2 separate regions of the Homo sapiens genome follow, and region 1 is linked to region 2. Evidence: chromatin contacts called from ENCODE Hi-C or POLR2A ChIA-PET data. All regions are on one chromosome and are shown on one strand. Each heading gives the region's core, a stretch centred on a gene start or an enhancer-like site at or near the end of the contact. The rest is flanking DNA. Distances are from core to core; before and after follow the strand shown.

Region 1 (4,061 bases), core at 592-3,091, 580 kb before region 2:
TGTCCTGTTGGGGAAATAGGTTACCACATAAAGCACCAAACACCATCCAGCAGCACCTGTGCCCTGAGCCCAATCAGCAGCACGGACACTCCTAAGATGACACAAGTTCTGGGAAATATATTGAAAAATAAAAATGGATTGATGTCTTTTTCATCTTTGTAGCCCAATGCCTGGCACATGGTATGAGCTCAAAAATGTGTATAAAATGAGTGAATAATTTTGTGAAAAAAATTTTTTAAAAATTAAAAAATAAAAATAATTAGTATTTGAATCAAACATCAGTTTAACTTTCTCATGTAGTTGGTATTTCTTATATTTTCTTTAACAAAGTAAAATTGAGTTTTTTTGGGCCAAAAGAACAAGGAACTAATTAGGTAAGATTTTTTCGTTTAAAAAAAAACAGTTAAGCTATTTTGTTTTAAATAAATATTACATTACGAACATTGAGTTTTAAGCGTTGCCTTAAAGATAACATTCTATCTATTAGACTCTGTGATCTGGGGTGTTTTTTTTTTTTTTTTCTAATGATCTGAGAGACTCGGCTCAGAGGTAAATCCAAAGAAACAAATGGAAATTTTGCATGGTTTTGTCTACTTCTGTGACAATTCACCGACTCACACAAAACATCAGCTATACCTTCCCCATCTCCCAGTATGGAGACTGAGCCATTTGGATCACAGAACAGGATCAACAGCCTGATCCATCTGCCAGTGGGAAAAGCGGATGTTCCTGTTGTCTAAAAGAATCAGACCCTCCCAAAAGGGTCAATACAGCAGTGCACATATTCTCTAAAAATGGCATGTAAAAGCCTGTCACCTGATGTTTCTTTCCCTGCATTGATTACACTGTACCTTGTCTCTGCCCTCACTTGGATTCCCAGTCAGGGGAATCAGCTTACCCATTGCTTCTTCTGGGAAGTCTTCCCCAGCCCCCAACTAAGTCGTGTCCTTCTTTACACTCTTTGCTATTAGTCATCACATTGGCAGCCCCAGCAGTAACTGAGCTATAAGCTCTGCAAAGACTTGCCTGTCTGTCTCACCAAGGCTCAACACGATGCCTGTCACATGGCGGGTGTTCCAAACTAGTCTATGAATGAATAAAGGAAGGAAGGAACATTCCCTGAGAACTAGGCAGTCTCTTCCAGATTTTTAGGCACTAGGGTCTCAATGGTCAGACACCTTTAGGCTCTTTTCAAACACATGCCTTCCCAAACAGACTTGTCTTCTGTCCCATAAAGAGCAGAATCAAATAAAAATCTGCTCGAATGGATTTTCAGCATTCGAAAATTTCAGCATTTCAAATCCCCAGCATTCTTCTAGAACATCGGAATGGGCAAACAACAGCTCATGAACTAAAGCTGTACTGAACCATGCTCACGCATTCACGAATTGTCTATGGCTGAACTAAACACACTGCAAGGGCAGAGCTGAGTGGTCGCAACAGAGATGGTCTGGACCCCAGAGCCTGCAAGATTTACTGTCTTCCGCTTTTCAAAAACTGTGCAGAGCCTGGCTGTAGAACTTCAAAGCAGTTGAGGGTCAGAAGAGAATTCAGGAACAAACAGAAGTGTAAACACAGTAGCACTTGGGTGTGAGGGGGCCCCCAGATGCAGACTGCCCAAAGAGGGTGAAGGTTCGAGCTGGGACAGCGGGGGTGAGACTGTCAGAAGAGGTAGTCTGTAGTTGGAGCCCCAGGAAGGAGCTTCCGAAACCGCCACATGTGGTGAGGAGTGTGTGGGTTTGACACAAGATAGACCCGGGCTGAATCTGCCTTCATGGTTTGCTGGCTGTGTGATCTTGGGCAGGTTTTGTTGTCACCCCGGGCTTTGGCTTCTTCAACTCTACAAGACGCCGCCTACATCACAAGGTTTCTGTGAGCTTTTGATGAAATCAGCAACAGAATCAAGTGCGTCTCTGAGAGCTGACGCAGCACAGTGCTTCAGAGCCTGGGCTCTCAAGGTTCCAGCTGAGGTCCAGCTTCAAATTCTGCCTCTAGCTCTTGGGGCCTCTGGGTCCTGAGAAGTGCCCAGCCCCTGTGTGCCCATTGCCTCATCTCGCACGTGAGGAGGGTAACCATTCCCAGCCAAGAGCTACTATAAGTATTAAATTCCAAAAGCAGGAAAAGTGCCCTGCACAGCACTTGGCACCCAGGGGGTTCCCTTTGCTCTTACTACTGAATTGTCCAGCATGCCCCAACCCATGGCAGGCGCTCAGTAACTCTGATTTCCTTCCATCCTTCCTTTTCTATGTGGTCAGAAGAGTGGTGTGACAGAGAGGCCCGGTGCTGGGAATCCACGTTTGCCCTGCTGCCAACTTGCTGTGTGGCTTTGCGCAGCTCACACAAATGTTGTAGATCACTAAAATGTTGCTTATAAAATGAAGGGGTTAGTCTAGATTCAGTGTTCCAAAACCCTGAAGGAACAAACTCTGATGTGATGAGAATCTCTCAGGAACCTGGTAAAACATCCAGCTTCTTGAGAAGATTTTTAGAGATTCCCTTAGAATTCTGGAGACCTGGAATGGGCTGAGGTTAGAATTTGTCTTTTAAATGGGTACTTTGGGCGATTCTTGACATTAAGGTGGTCAAGAGCTCAATGAGCTCGAAGGTCCTTTAGAGCTGTAAAGTCCTGAATGCTCTGGTCCCACAATCCACATCAAGTGTGTGTGTGTGTGCGTGTGTGTGTGCACGCGTGTGCGCGTGTGTGTATATGTTTTGAGAGGGAGAGAAGTTGTGTCTCCGGACTGATTTAACTGTCAACTGGGCACTCGATTTCAAAAAGATTTGAGGCTGTTAGCTTGACGTTGCATGATCATCTCACGTCCTGGCAGCCAATCTGCAGGGGTGAGCTGTTTGTCGCTTTCTCCTGACTCATGTTTGCTTATCTCCAGAAAACTCTGCACCTTCCAAACGGGCACTGCCCCAGGGCCTGCAGCTGGAGTGTCCCAGGCAGCCATTCTCGTAGGCAGCGCTTTCACAATTTTCTAGAAAATTCACCATTTTCCCAGCCCCACTCAGCATGGGTAGGGGCTCCACCAGGCCATGTGTGAGGGAGTCAGCAGCCAGAATGTGGAGCCCAGAGGCGGGAGGGGGCAGGGGCACACACCAGAGGCAAGAGGCTGAGCTGGTAGGGGTGGTAAGAGCACTTGTCTTTGGAATCAGAAGCCTACTCCCTGAGTCCCAGATCTGCCAATTACAAATTGCATGCCTTGGGCAAATTACTTTACATGTCCAAGTCTCAGTTTCATCATCTATAAATTATCTGTGCAGAAGGCACTTCTGAGAGTTCAATGAGATCATGGCCAGCCTGTATAGTAAATAGTGAAACTGACCCAGCTCACAAGTGGTTACCATCTCCATACAGCATTGTTTCCCAGTTCTCTTGAAAGCTACACCTGCGTACCACCAAGTTTCTAGACTAAACCCAGTTTTTTTCAGACACATAGACTGTGGAAATGCAAATACTGTAACATCCGGAGAGCACTGTAAGTTACCCTCCCTTCCTGCCTGTTTTCAGCCTTATCAGTAAAATCACTGAATCCCCTAGGCCTCAGTGCCCAGCCTCAGGGTTTGTTGAGAGAGGGAAGACCCAGAGGGCAAGGGTAAAGATTGACCCAGAGACTCAGAGGGTAACAGAGCTGTCCTGGGCTCAGGGAGCTGCAGGTGGGCTCTGCAGGGCATTGACCGTGTGCTTGTGCACCTCTGGGTGTGTGTGTGCTTTCCTTTGTATGTAATTAGTTGTAAATGCACATATTGGTATGTGTGTGTAGCAGGTGTCCACACTGTCTGGGTGTATGTGACCCTACAGAGTATTTTTTCTCCAGAAGTCTCCTCCCTAGCTCATCGAATTGAAGCCCACACACTAAAAACGGGAGGCTGTGGTTTTGATTCTGGCTGTCCCCTAGTCCCTGCCTATCAGGCTACACGTGGGGACTGCAGGCCCCGTGGGTGGCTGAGGAAATGAGTGGGTGAGTGGGCCTCGTTGTGGGTACTCCGCTGCCTCTGCCAAGCTCCCTAGCCTCCTCCCCCTCCCCCTTCAATTCAACAAGGCTCTCACTTGCATT
Region 2 (3,745 bases), core at 736-3,235:
GCCCCTGTTTGTTTTGGGTTGCATCTAATGTTCAGCATTTCTATTAAGAGTCCCCCCTACACCCCAAGTGAGAGTCCTGATTTGTCTGCTTAATCAGTCAAAATCAGTCTCTACAGCTTTTATTTTTTTATTTTTATTTTTTTGAGACAGCCTCGCTCTGTTGCCCAGGCTAGAGTGCAGTGGCGTGATCTCAGCCCACTGCAGCCTCCGCCTCCCAGGTTCAAGCAATTCTCCTGCCTTAGCCTCCCGACTAGCTGGAATTACATGCGTATGCCACCATGCCCAGCTAATTTTCTTATTTTTAGTAGAGATGGGGTTTCACCATGTTGGCCAGGCTAGTCTTGAGCTCCTGGCCTCAAGTGATCTGCCTGCCTCGGCCTCCGAAAGTGCTGGGATTATAGGTGTGAGCCACTATGCCCAGCTCTCTGCTTTTAACCAAGACCTCTGACCCTATTTTCAGCAGCCATTACATTGGCTTTTCATTATTTCCTCATTATCTCTTAAATTTGCCTCTCCTTTCTGCAGCCAATGTCCCAGTCTGCACTACTGGTCATAAATTTCAATAGCCCTTTGACCAGAGTCCCCCTTCTAGTCTTCTGTACTCCAGTTTATCTTGTACTCTGTTAAGAAAAACTAATCTTCATCAGTCATCCCTGCTTAAATGCTACAGCGATTCCATACTATCTCTTGAGTTATTCAGATCTAATCCTTCATCAATGCCAGGCTCCTACTCAGTAACATCACCTGCTACTGCTGGCTCAGGTACTGATGACAGCTGATCACCACTTCTGAATACCAATCTCTTTATCTTCCCACTAGTCACCACTCCCTCTAATTGCAGCGTTTTATTCCTTTCCTCTCTGCTATCTAAAGGCTTTCAACCTTTAAGGCACAAAGTAGGCAGACAACAAATAATCACTGACCTAGAGTGATGTTTCCTTTATTCTGAATCCCTTTTGTACTTTATAGTATATTACAAGGCACCCCTTATTTCTGCCTTAAAGCCTTTGCTAATTGTTTTATTTACATTGTATATGTATTTTCACCCCAACTAGTTCATTACAAGCAACAATTCCTTCACATTCTTGTGGCACCTACCAACTCAACAAATGGATCCTTTACTGCTACAGAAATAAGTAACTTTATGACTTTTTAAAAAAGGGGTTTTGTTGTTATTGTTTGCACTGTTAAGCATAAAAGGAGAGGATGCTGCAAGGGAAGCCATTTAAGCATCTGTCTGTAGGAAAGGTATCTCAGAAAGTCTCTCTGCCAGCAGTTTCATGGGGCTGCTGGAGCACTGTCATAGAGGACTACACCAGGAGTCTTCCCTGGCTCACCTTCAGCCCGGCGGGATCTTCTGCCACAACCGTCTCACCAGGACATGACTCAAGTGAGCGATGCAGTTGACCGATGGCTTCACTTGTGATTTTCCACACTGCATGAACGTGATCTTGGTTTGTATGGCCTGCATACAAATAGGTGTTACCTAAAAGATGTCACAAGTATGTTTTCTTTATCCCTTTAGAGTGAACTTAGCTACAAATGGCCCTGTATCTGTTTCTTACCCTCCTTGTTAACTACTCTCCTCAACTTTCCATGTCTCTAGCAGTTCTCAGTTGGGAAACAAGTGGCTTTTGCTTTTCTGGTCACTGCCAGCCAACCCAATCTCCAAGCTCCTATCTCCTGATCAGTCTCCTGTCAACTGATCCTATTACACATTTCAGGCTCCACTTGGAATCTTCATTCTGCAGTTACCTCTGAATTCAAAGTTGCCTAGAAAGTTCAGGAAGGAAACACTTAGCTAATAGGGTGTTATTGCTCTCTGTGGATCTATTAGTCATCAGTCTTGACTCATGTCTCTCCTCAGTCTTACACACACTTACACACACACGAAAGAATAAGAGCATATCTGCAGGTCTGCCTACCTCATAATGATGCGAGCTAGAGTTTTCATCCACAAATGCTGACTGGATGACTCCTATGTGCCAGCCACTGAGCTGACTAATCAGCATACAGTGGTGAACAAGGTAGACACAGTCTGTGCCCTCACAGAAAGCTAAGTAACACGATGCAAAGCTCTACTGAGCTGCACAATCTTTATTATATGGGCAACTTCTGACTTAAGAATGGCTTCTCCCCTCATGTGGGCACAAAGACATCTACGGTAGTCCCTCCTTATCCACAGGGCGTATGTTGCAAGACCCCCAGTGGATGCTTGAAACTGGATGGTACTGAACCCTACACATACTATGTTTTGGCTTTTTTTTTTCCCCATACGTACATACCTATTTTAAACTTTAATACATTAGGGACAGAAAGCATTTAACAATAATAATAAAATAGAAGAATTATAAGAATATACTGTAATAAAAGTTATGTGAATGTGGTTTCTGTCTCTTTCTCTCTCAAAATATCTTACTGTACTGTACTCACCTTTTTTTGAACCACAGGTGACTAAGGTTAACTGAAAGTGTGGATAAGAGGTGACTACTGTACCGGGTGGCACGTAACTCACAGGGGTGGCTATTCACAGCAGGGTCAGGCCCTTGGGTCTTACCTCGATAGCACTGACTGGATCCTCCAGCAGTCACCTGGCAGGCAGACTTTAGTTCTAGAGAACCCACAGGTTGGGTACCACGACGAGGAAGGGGTTGGGGAGGCACCAGGTGGGGAGGGCCAGTGGTAGTTTTGGTGAAGTGACTCTGCTGTGGTACTTGACTGTTACTCTTCTCATTAGTTCCTGCTCAGAAAACAAGGGAAGAGCAGATTAAAGTTCAGCAAACTAAGTGAAGGGACCATATGTGTGGAGGTGAGGTCAAGAGAGAGGGATCATCACCATTCCGATGAAGGATTCCTAGAGAAGGTAGCATTTTAACAGTTGCTTAAACAATGGGGAAGAAAGTAGAGTCCACAGGAAACAGGAGAAAGTTTTTTATGAACCATAGGTGTAATGTGAAAGAAGTCTCAGAAGCAGATAATAAAATGGAAAAGTGAATGAATCAACACATTCTTTATTAAAAGGGCTTCCCGAATGTCTCTTGTAAAGTCGATGCAAACCCGGAGTTCTGAGGCATAAGCCACTTTACCTTGCTCTGGGGAAAGGGTAAGACCACTGAGTACTTCCTCCAGCTCCTGGATTTGTTTGATCAACTTCTGACCCTTGTCTGGAAGAGCCTGGATGTTCACTGATGCCAGTGTGCTCTGAAAAACAGATTCCATCAAATGGATCTCTCCTCTCACACTGTTAGATGAATAGTTTCAGATTAAAATAGCCTGAAACACCCAAACTCTGAAATTATGGTCTTTTAAATATGTGTGCAAAAACCAGAACCTTTTTTAAATTTTAACCCAGCTGGCTTACCAATCTTGAAAATATAAATAGGGGAAAAGGCAGAAACTGAACATGCACCTATAAAACCTTCACATGAACATATTTAACCCTTCTGTAGCAATGAGATCTCATATCTGCCCATAACAAGCAATGCTCTGACCTCAGAAACAAAACACGAGTCAATAGTTACCTTCTTTTGTTTCAGTTGTGTTGTAAGGTAGACACGCCGGGCTACTGGGTCTGAGGGTTCTACCTTCTTGGAAACACCTGAGGCAGGAGACACCTTTCTTTGCACACTTCGATCAGGGAATTGGAGGTTTTCCTTCGTCTCTAAGTCCAGAGTCGAGTCAAAGAGTAGGGGGCTCCCAGGCTTAGAGGAAACAAAAACAACATCATCTTCCTCCTCGTCGTCAC

What was found. A loop is a pair of places that touch in the nucleus more often than their neighbours do. ChIA-PET counts read pairs that join two places held with the same protein, here RNA polymerase II (POLR2A). Pooled maps may share reads with other maps.
Region 1: a pooled map shows a loop between it and region 2 (6-fold over the local background). The contact joins two enhancer-like sites. A Hi-C loop is called at or near these places in 3 of 168 maps with a recorded cell type or tissue (CD4-positive, alpha-beta memory T cell and naive thymus-derived CD4-positive, alpha-beta T cell), 18 of 37 single-sample maps with no recorded cell type and 14 of 50 pooled maps. POLR2A ChIA-PET finds 5 or more read pairs at or near these places in 3 of 52 experiments (activated CD4-positive, alpha-beta T cell, activated CD4-positive, alpha-beta memory T cell and activated naive CD4-positive, alpha-beta T cell).

Annotation. Positions count from the first base shown.
Region 1 is chr1:117,654,116-117,658,176 of GRCh38, reverse strand. No RefSeq gene overlaps it. Among named protein-coding and RNA genes, the nearest start is that of TENT5C, 50 kb to the right of the region's middle. RefSeq lists enhancers at 1,357-1,496, 1,857-1,966, 2,117-2,186, 3,005-3,164. Within about 2 kb of position 1,841, at least 13 of the 41 ENCODE cell types and tissues checked have a DNase peak (open chromatin) inside an H3K27ac peak, as active enhancers do.
Region 2 is chr1:117,075,636-117,079,380 of GRCh38, reverse strand. TTF2 (transcription termination factor 2) reads right to left here. Exons shown (of 23, transcript NM_003594.4): 5 at 3,522-3,745; 6 at 3,087-3,201; 7 at 2,558-2,740; 8 at 1,338-1,465. Among named protein-coding and RNA genes, the nearest start is that of MIR942, 17 kb to the left of the region's middle. RefSeq lists an enhancer at 1,303-2,502. Within about 2 kb of position 1,985, at least 2 of the 41 ENCODE cell types and tissues checked have a DNase peak (open chromatin) inside an H3K27ac peak, as active enhancers do.